Linked DNA regions of Homo sapiens: region 1 is linked to region 2. A link is an interaction called in ENCODE POLR2A ChIA-PET data of the cell type or tissue named here. Cell type or tissue: GM12878. All regions are shown on one strand. Links, peaks and the distances in the headings refer to the core of each region. The heading gives the core; the rest is flanking DNA.

The links. ChIA-PET counts read pairs that join two places held together with the same protein. Peaks named below come from ENCODE experiments on the same cell type or tissue, not always from the same donor. Only the 100,000 strongest peaks of a DNase experiment are listed, where the experiment ranks them.
Region 1: POLR2A ChIA-PET joins it to region 2 with 13 read pairs; 7 of 35 experiments call an interaction of 5 or more read pairs at or near these places.

The regions. Positions count from the first base shown.
Region 1 is chr13:80,356,791-80,361,189 of GRCh38, forward strand. It overlaps LOC105370276 (a long non-coding RNA gene), which reads left to right. Exons shown (of 4, transcript XR_001749939.2): 1 at 1-420; 2 at 3,766-3,926. Among named protein-coding and RNA genes, the nearest start is that of SPRY2, 18 kb to the left of the region's middle. RefSeq lists enhancers at 2,053-2,817, 2,818-3,582. In GM12878, for the core only: no CTCF peak of the experiment used is centred there; no DNase peak of the experiment used is centred there.
Region 2 is chr13:80,046,984-80,051,382 of GRCh38, forward strand. No RefSeq gene overlaps it. Among named protein-coding and RNA genes, the nearest start is that of LINC01080, 38 kb to the left of the region's middle. RefSeq lists an enhancer at 1,956-2,205. In GM12878, for the core only: no CTCF peak of the experiment used is centred there; a DNase peak (open chromatin) is centred at 2,028; H3K27ac peaks cover 407 bases.

The DNA of each region.
Region 1 (4,399 bases), core at 150-4,149, 310 kb after region 2:
CATCTACTTGGGAGGCTGAGACAGGAGAATTGCTTGAACCTGGGAGGCAGAGGTTGCAGCGAGCTGAGATCGTGCCATTGCACTCCAGCTTGGGTGACAGAGCGAGACTCCATCTCAAAAAAAAAAAAAAAAAAGAAAGAAAAGAAAAGAGAATTAGCCGTGGTCAATGTGTTTACAACACAGACATCCCCAGATGTTGGAATTTATTTTTTTAACCCCAGGAAGCCAGTTATTAACATGCACCACCAAAGGAGAGGATAGAGGTAGCTGACAGGGAAGTCTAAGAAGATACTAAAGGTTATTACCTTCACTTACTTCATGTTTTGACCTGGGCTTGGACTCAGCCAGTTGTGACATCTGTCATTCATGGAACAATCGCCTGAGCTTCAGGTCCCAAGAGATAGTGGACAGAAGAGCATGGTGAGGCTTCACTTGGCTTTGAATATAGAATAACCAGGGTGTGATTGAGCTTTAAATTTATCTTTATCCTAAGATTGGGGTAAGTTATTTAATCCTTTTCTCAAAAACCTAAGGGTTTTTTTGAGGATATGCTCAGGTGGCACAGCAAGCCACAAGATAACATGGGCTATCTAACATTATTTCAATTTACATATATATATATATATATATATATACTTGAAATACAGACCAAAGTAAATTAATAAATGATAATACAAGCCCACTGAAGGCCTACTTTAGGTTAGTGTTGGAACTCCCCAGCTACCTGTTCACTGGTCTTTGCTTTTGTTGCGTACTTAGATGGAAATGAACGGAAAATACAAGAGTATCTCCATGCCTCTGCTTCCCCACTGAACAGAGCAGGATGGTTGTCAGAATGAAAGGAAATCATGGATGTGGGCCATGGAGTAGTGGCAGTAGCTCCTGTTTTGTTTTGTTTTGTTTTGTTTTTGAGACGGAGTCTTGCTCTGTCACCTAGGCTGGAGTGCAATGGCCCGATCTCGGCTCACTGCAACCTCCGCCTCCCGGGTTCATGCCATTCTCCTGCTTCAGCCTCCCAAGTAGCTGGGACTACAGGCGCCTGCCACCATGCCCGGCTAATTTTTTGTATTTTTAGTAGAGACGGGGTTTCACCGTGTTAACCAGGATGGTCTCGATCGCCTGACCTCGTGATCCGCCTGCCTCGGCCTCCCAAAGTGCTGGGATTACAGGCGTGAGCCACTGAGCCCGGCTGCTCCTCTGTTTTTAGGAAGGTTTGTTGGGTCAGCTTATGGCTTAGGAGTTTAGCGATTAGTAAGCACCCAACCCAGGGTCTGAACATTGACTCAAGGCCTCAGTAGCCCTAAGTGCTCCCTGAGAACACAAATCCTAATAGACTAAACATGGAAAGAGCCAGAGTCTCATTGCCTGAAAAATTATTTTTGCCGATCTTTACAAAAATCAGCATTTGTTATTGTTCAATTTTGCCTTTATTTGACTTGCTTTAATGAAAGAAACATAGTAAAGATTTTCTACAAATGATTGAAACATTCTTCACTTATGGAATCACATTTATTTATTTATTTATTTATTTATTTATTTATTTATTTATTTTTGAGACGGAGTTTTGCTCTTGTTGCCCAGGCAAGAGTACAATGGTGCAATCTCTGCTCACTGCAACCTCCGCCTCCCAGGTTCAAGCGATTTTCCTGCCTCAGCCTCCCAAGTAGCTGGGATTACAGGCATGTGCCACCATGCCTGGCTAATTTTGTATTTTTAGTAGAGATTGGGTTTCTCCATGTTGGTCAGGCTGGTCCTGAACTCCCGACCTCAGGTGATCCGCCCGCCTCTGCTTCCCAAAGTGCTGGGATTACAAGTGTGAGCCACCGCGCCCAGCCGGAATTACATTTTTTTTTTAAAAGCGTTTTGTATCATTCTGCTAATTCACAGTAGATTGCAAATATGCAACATTGTTATTTCAATTTTTTTCTATGAATCTGAACAAAATCATACGTAAAAAACTTCAATGTGAGTTTTAATTTCTTAATTTTAAAAAACCAAACCACAATTTTACTATTTTTGCAAGAAAGATAAATCACATAAGACTTACCTATACAAATAATTCAACTATAAATTTACCTTTTTACAAATTTTCTTCTTTGGAAGCAGCAGATATGTAAAATCATTACATATTATGTTCATGCTGTATGTACATAAAATGGACTACAGACCCCAAAAGTAAATTCTTTGGAGATTTGGTTCCAAAGAGGGAAAACAAACCCTCTTTGTCTGAGTATGTGAAAGGTACCAAAAAAGAGTGAAAACCAGTTTTCCTCTTTTTTTTTTTTCTTTACTCTTTTGTTTTTGTAGGAGAACCAGCAGTGGAAGAAAAGATCACTTCCTTTGTAGACACTTTATGGGTTTCGGATTCTGTAAACTCTGGCACATAACTTGACCCCAAAGTTAATGAAATCCTGTTAGACTTTCCCTGCCCTCCTTCCTGCTTCCATCCTTCAGATTATCTCACGTTTTAAAAATTCAATTTCTATTTGTATACACGTGATCTTCATGTCATTGGCTTTTTATGCAGACACATTTCACCTACATCCTTTCCTTCCCTCATCTGGCAGCCAGTTGAGCTTCTTCCTGCCTTGAATACCACATTCCCTAGTTCTTCAAGCTCAGTCATTAGCACCCTGTCCCCCTACTAAAATTATGAATGAAAAGCCTTGTTGTTCTTTACAAATAACTCAGGCTGCCTCAGTCAGTCAAATTCGAATGGAAGTGACTGCCAGACAAAGGGGCGGGATGATGGACAGTGCTCACAGCAAGTCATCAATGCCCACAGGAAGTTTTTTAAGCCACAGTATAGGTAGAGAGGCTTGGGCGTTCCCAGAGGACAAGCTTACAGAAGGAGGCTGGGAGGTGGGGGGAGGGGGACTTTCTGTGTCTGTTTGGAACTTAGAAAAAACTTCCATGAAGCTCAGAGATAACAATGTACAGAGTCAGTTTTGCCCTACCAAGAACTTAAAAATCCAGCCGTGGAGACATCTACACCTTGCAGTAATTCTGGTTTGCACCGACACACACAGACAAAAGTGAAGGCACCAACCATTTACTTGGTTTTGAATGCTGAACGGTGCAAGGGTGGCTTACATACTTGGAGCTGCACAACTCCCTGCTGAGAAGTTGCATTGTCTTGGGCCCCTCTTTCACAACAGGGGAAAAGGTAATTGACAGCCCGATTGTTTGGCTGGGACCCCTGCTGTTTTAAAATCCTAGAAGGCCCCAGTCACACGTTGTCAATAATAGCCGTCGGAGGTGAGGAGTGAAGAAGGGCTGTTCAGGAAACAGTTTGAGCCCTTCAAGTGGACAGGCCTCAGTGACTTCTGCACTCTGGCTCCCACAAGCAGCTCATTCAAAAATAACCTTAAAGTAATAAATCAAACTTGTTTCCTGAACTATACAAGGAACAGCTGGTTATTTTTCCTCACTTTTTTTTTCCAAAAGCCAAAAAAAAAAAAAAAAAAAAGAATGAGATTTTACTACAGGAAACCAAGCATGTCAAAATTTGGCAAAGCAATTTGGATGATTTAACAGTTAAACACTTCTCTTTTTAATGTTATGCTTTCATCAGTCTTTTTTATTTAAGCTTTTCAGTTTTGCATTCTGTTTGCTGCAATTAGTGTCCCTTATCTGTTCACTCCCTACTTTTGAAAGGAAAATGAGTTTAGGATCCTGTCTTTAGAGTATTTTGCTGTGTAATTTCTAATGTACTGGTCAAGTAGCTCAACTTATTTTACAGGTAAAATTTGTTTTCTTCCACAGAGTTGAGTTTGGATTTAGATCTACAGCTCCACATATTTGTTTCTCCTGAGACCCATATATTTTGGAGTTCTGATGACAAGGCAGTTTTTCTTTAGTCTATTGATTTAGGAACCCTGACCTAGGAGTGCATATGCTGTAACTGAAGTAGTCTGGTGCTTTAAGTAAGAGCATTTTGCAATTTTTCTGTCTCTTTGGATCTCTGTTTGTGTCTTACTTTGTGTGTCTCTTTCTCTCTTTAAACATGTTGCACTCTAGATTCTGGAAAAAAGCATCTTCTCTTTGACTTTACAAATAATTAAAATAGAGGCATAAATAAACAATGTAAAATAATTTCCTTCTGTGATGATTACTATGTATCTTTATTTTTATAGATGACTAATGTTTTGAACAGAAACCATTTTAAATGACAATTTTTTAAATCAAAGAAATTTTGATCTTAAAAATTGTGCATCTTAGAGATGAGTTTTTCACAACTTGTGGACATCTAAAATTAAGAATGAATGTGTCAGATTTTAATGCACTGTGTCTATTTCAATCAATTTAAATATGATTGAACTGTTAATATTAAAATTAAGTATAAGGTTATGTAAAACATCTCTTTTCACAGGATAGTTTGATCACTATTTAATGAATT
Region 2 (4,399 bases), core at 331-4,330:
TTTAGGTTAGGTAAGGCTGTGTAGGATAAAATATAAAACAAAAAAATTACCTTAAGAATCTGTTTCCCACAGTGGAGTTCCTCCAGATACAGCCAACTTTGCTAGGTTTCACTTAATTATAATTAAAATATCATTATTAAAATTTCTCAGGAATTACACTGTGCTCATCGCTTCCAGAAAGAAGTAAATTATTGTCAAACTGTGTGGATACAGATCCTTGGGTCGAATATAGTTTTTCCACTGGATTAGTCTAAAAGGTAAAAGAAAATGCATGTCTTTAGAGCATTTCCTCTTGTGCACATTCAAATATACAGTGTGTTGAAGGCCTGGGAGGCCATCCAACCTCCTACCTGTTGGATTACACTAGGATAGTGTCACATTTTACTAACACTCCCTAGAAAACCTTATTTTAGAAACATTTTCCGCCTCATTTTATCTGAGTTTGCTCAAGGAACTGAAATCGTCGTGTGCTGAGCTCAATGCCATGTGCAAGGTCTCCGACTAGCACACAGAAAACTCTAAGGAACTGTAATTCAGTGATTCTTGCCATCTGCAAGCCTGTGGAATTCAGGTGCCCACAGGAAGGAATGGAGAGGTTTTTCCAGCCTGACCATATCAGCCGTCTCACCACAAGAACCTTCTGTTTTGGCTGTCGTCCCTCTATCAGACTCAGGCTGTTCTTTATGGCCAACTGTGAGTTTAACGTGTCTGGTTTACATTCTGTTGGTAAAGTGTTTCTCTCAGTTCCAAGCTCCTTTCCTTCCATCCGATGGCTTGACTGCTTTGTATTCATGTTTGTTTTTTAAGAGGAGGTAGGATGGGTGGACGTTAGGGACCATAAAACAACTCTAGAAGTTTGCATTCACAAAATAGTGAAATTAATACTAATAAGGAGAAAGACAGGCACTGATAGTGCAGCAGAGAAAATCCAACAAGTAGGATCAGAGGTGTAAGGATGTGGTAGGTGATTAAATAACTCTGTCAGTGTGGAGTGGGCAGTAACTAACCATTTTATTTTTAATTTTTTTGGTGAATTAAGCAGAAGTTTTAATGACTATCCCTTTCTCATATTTGTGAGGTGTGGGCTGCTGTAAGCTATAGAACCATGGCAAAGGGCTTAATGGGGAGGAAAACAGTTTTAAAATTTCTCTTAGAACCCAGCCCACTGGAATTATGAAAGCAGCCTCAGTAAGTAAGATAGACTTGCATGCGTCCAGTTACAGAGGTGTAGGGAAAGGAATGACTCTAGTTACTGGAAACTAGTATTTGCATTGGACAACATTATTATTTGAATTGGATGGTGGAGGCAAAAGTACATCTTAACTTTATCAAACATGTTTCAGATGCAATTCTTAATTCCTCCACTTAAGGCCATTATGCTTGTGGATACAGGATGATAGTTAATACTTTTAAAACACATTTTAAAAAATTACCTTTAAGCTCCTCAAGTATTCTAAGGATATTCTTAAGCTCCTTAAGAATTCCAACAATAATTTGTTTGCAGGCCAAAGACTGACACCTGCTATATCCTATTGTTGATTATTTTACAAAAGTAATTTAGTTATAGAGGCTTCTATAAAAGCATGCCTCACTAATTTTGTGTGCCTAAAAGAATCAGAGAAACATGCTTAAGAAAATATTTTCCCTCCCCAGGGAGTAAAACAGGCTGGGCTGTGCCCATCTAACAAGGTAGCTTGCATTTTAAGGTTACATTCACTGGGATGAAAAAATATTTTAGTTCAGGTAATTTCTGAAGATTACTCAGTTAAAGGTAAATGAAATATCTTCCTCAGAATAAGAGGAGCTCAGCATTTAAGGGACCTGCTTTTCTAAGTTCTCCTTCCCTTCCATTTTTATCAGCTGGATTGAGAGTGGGTGGTTCTCACTGATCACCACCAAGGATAGCTCAGAGCGCTGAGCCTTTGCAGCTTAGTAACTTGCAGGAAGCGCTTCCCTGTTCACTCACAGGCACATCACGCTTCAATCTCCCCAGGGAGGGTGCACTCGAGGTTTGAGCGTGGGGGTGGAAATGGAGGCGTTTCCGTTCTATTTTGGTTTCTCCTACTGACTGGCTGCTCAGCTGTTCATGAGTCATCCTAACCTCAAAATCTGTCATTAAAACAGAAATAATGATACCTATTTTCTGTGCCTTACATGAATTGCATGAAGACATTATTCATATTTCTGAAATACATGTGAGAATTAGTCAAGGTTAGCTGTAAGAAAAAGTACAATGGAATTGTTTTTAATCCATGATAGCTATGCTTTTATCATTTAGATTTTGAGAATTCTCTGTACTGAAAAATGAAGAATGAGAAGAGATCCTAATAAGGATTAAATTTGACAAAACACTTATTTGATGAACTGGATTAAGATACATACAGTTTTTTTAAATATATGGCATAAGAATGTATTTATTCACATGTTCACTTAATAACATTTTATTGAACATCCCGGCATTGACTTAGACACTAGAATTACCACTATGACACAGAACCTCTCCTAAAGGAGACCACTAGAAACAAGACTACATGATTCTAGGTGACTGCATATGCAAATCTGGTGATATTTGAGAGATGTGCATTTTAATATCATCTATACCAGTGATTCTTAAAACAGAGATTAGGAACTTCGGAGAGAAAGAATTCAGCTTCATAGGAAGAAAAAAATCTACATTTATCGTGAATATGTTTTTCTACAGCTTATTTTATATTACTTAGTTGTTCTTTTTCTAAGCTTGTAAGTTTAATGTTTATATTTTACTCATTCATATTTAGAAATAAAAACATTAAAGACGTGAGTTTGTCTCTGGATACCATTTTGTCCATATTCTATATATTGCTTTTCCTATTTAGTGCTGTCAGTATTATGTAATAAATGCTCTATAATTGAAACTTTTATTAGGTGATCCTATTAACATTTCTAAATGATAACATGACTATGGTTTAGTTTTTGCTGTCAGCATCCAGCAAGCTTACATTAAGCAGATTTGTTTGCAATAGCAGTTTCTTTTGTCTTTCTCGTAAAGTGCAAGTTCCTCATGTGAATTGTTATATACTTGATCTCTGGCTAGGAAGAGTGTTTTACAGCAGCCCCATTTAATTCTTCCTGGTCCATCCATGCACAGGCTTCTACCACATTAAGCATCTTTACTACACACTCCTGTAACCAGACTTCTGCCAAACTGAGCAGTCTTTATAGCAGGCCCCTACAAACAATAAAAGCAAGTTTCTTTATTTGGGTTTGGAGAACAAAAATAGAAATGGAAGAAACTACCTGTTCCTTATTCTCTCATTCTAGGTCCAAGAGAAGATACCCTCACAAATTGGCATTCTCTCCTTGGGATAGATGGGAGAACTCTGTGTGTGATATTATTGAGCTGTCTTGGACTTGAGCTCAGTTATGTGGTTTCCTCTATTTCCTGTCCTGGGAAGAGATGAAAGAGTAGCCCTGAGCCTCTGTGCAGCAGCATCCAGACACCATGGCTAGAATCCCAAATTCTTAGCCTCAGTCTATGAGCTGGGCTTAGATCTTTGATTATGTTGCCCTTCCCTCCCAAACAGGGCTGCCTCCTCAGTGGTTCCTCTCTCCCAATCTTGTCACATGACATATGTGGTTCCTTTCTTAGTGCTTTATTTCTTCTACCAAACATCCGCTCAGAGAGAAGTAGGATTCTAATTATTATTGTCACAATGGTTTTAGCTCATTTAGTAGAAATAAAATTTATAAAATATTTATAAATAAATTTATTCTTTTAGCTAGCTCATGCTGACCAATATATAAGGTATTTTTTGATTCATGATAAATTTTGAGCCAAAACACACTTGCCATCTGAACCCTAAACACGTAAGTAGGATGTTTCCCTTTCTTTTGCTAAGGGACAAATTTCACGATAATATTTTGTGCAAAGTGCACATACACAGGTGAGCATTTTCCTTCCATTCTCACCTCTCAAAGTAAGATAATGAAAAAACCTTAGAAATTTGTACAAGAACTTAATGAAATTAGATTTTTTAAAAATTAGATAATTCTCAATTCTCTGCTTCTAATTCGCCAGATTTTGCATGCTCCTTTGGGCATTCTCTTTTTCTCCTCAGAGTTTCTTGGTTCCCATCACACAAAATGATCCTTGCTAAAGGTATCAGGATCAAACCCTAACCTCTCGTTCTTCAACTGTCCATTTAAATTCCATCAATAGGCTCATGCAAATTACAGATGTTGTGAACAATTCTTTTATTGGGAGAAATTGAAAGAACACTATTTTAACAGTTTAATCAGCATCAAATTAACCTTGCTTAGTCCTGTTCTCAACTAGCAGCTAGTCTTCTGACCAGTCCCATGACCAAGGGCCCACATGTGTCACCAATCGCTAAATATCTGACATAGCCATCTTTGAGTA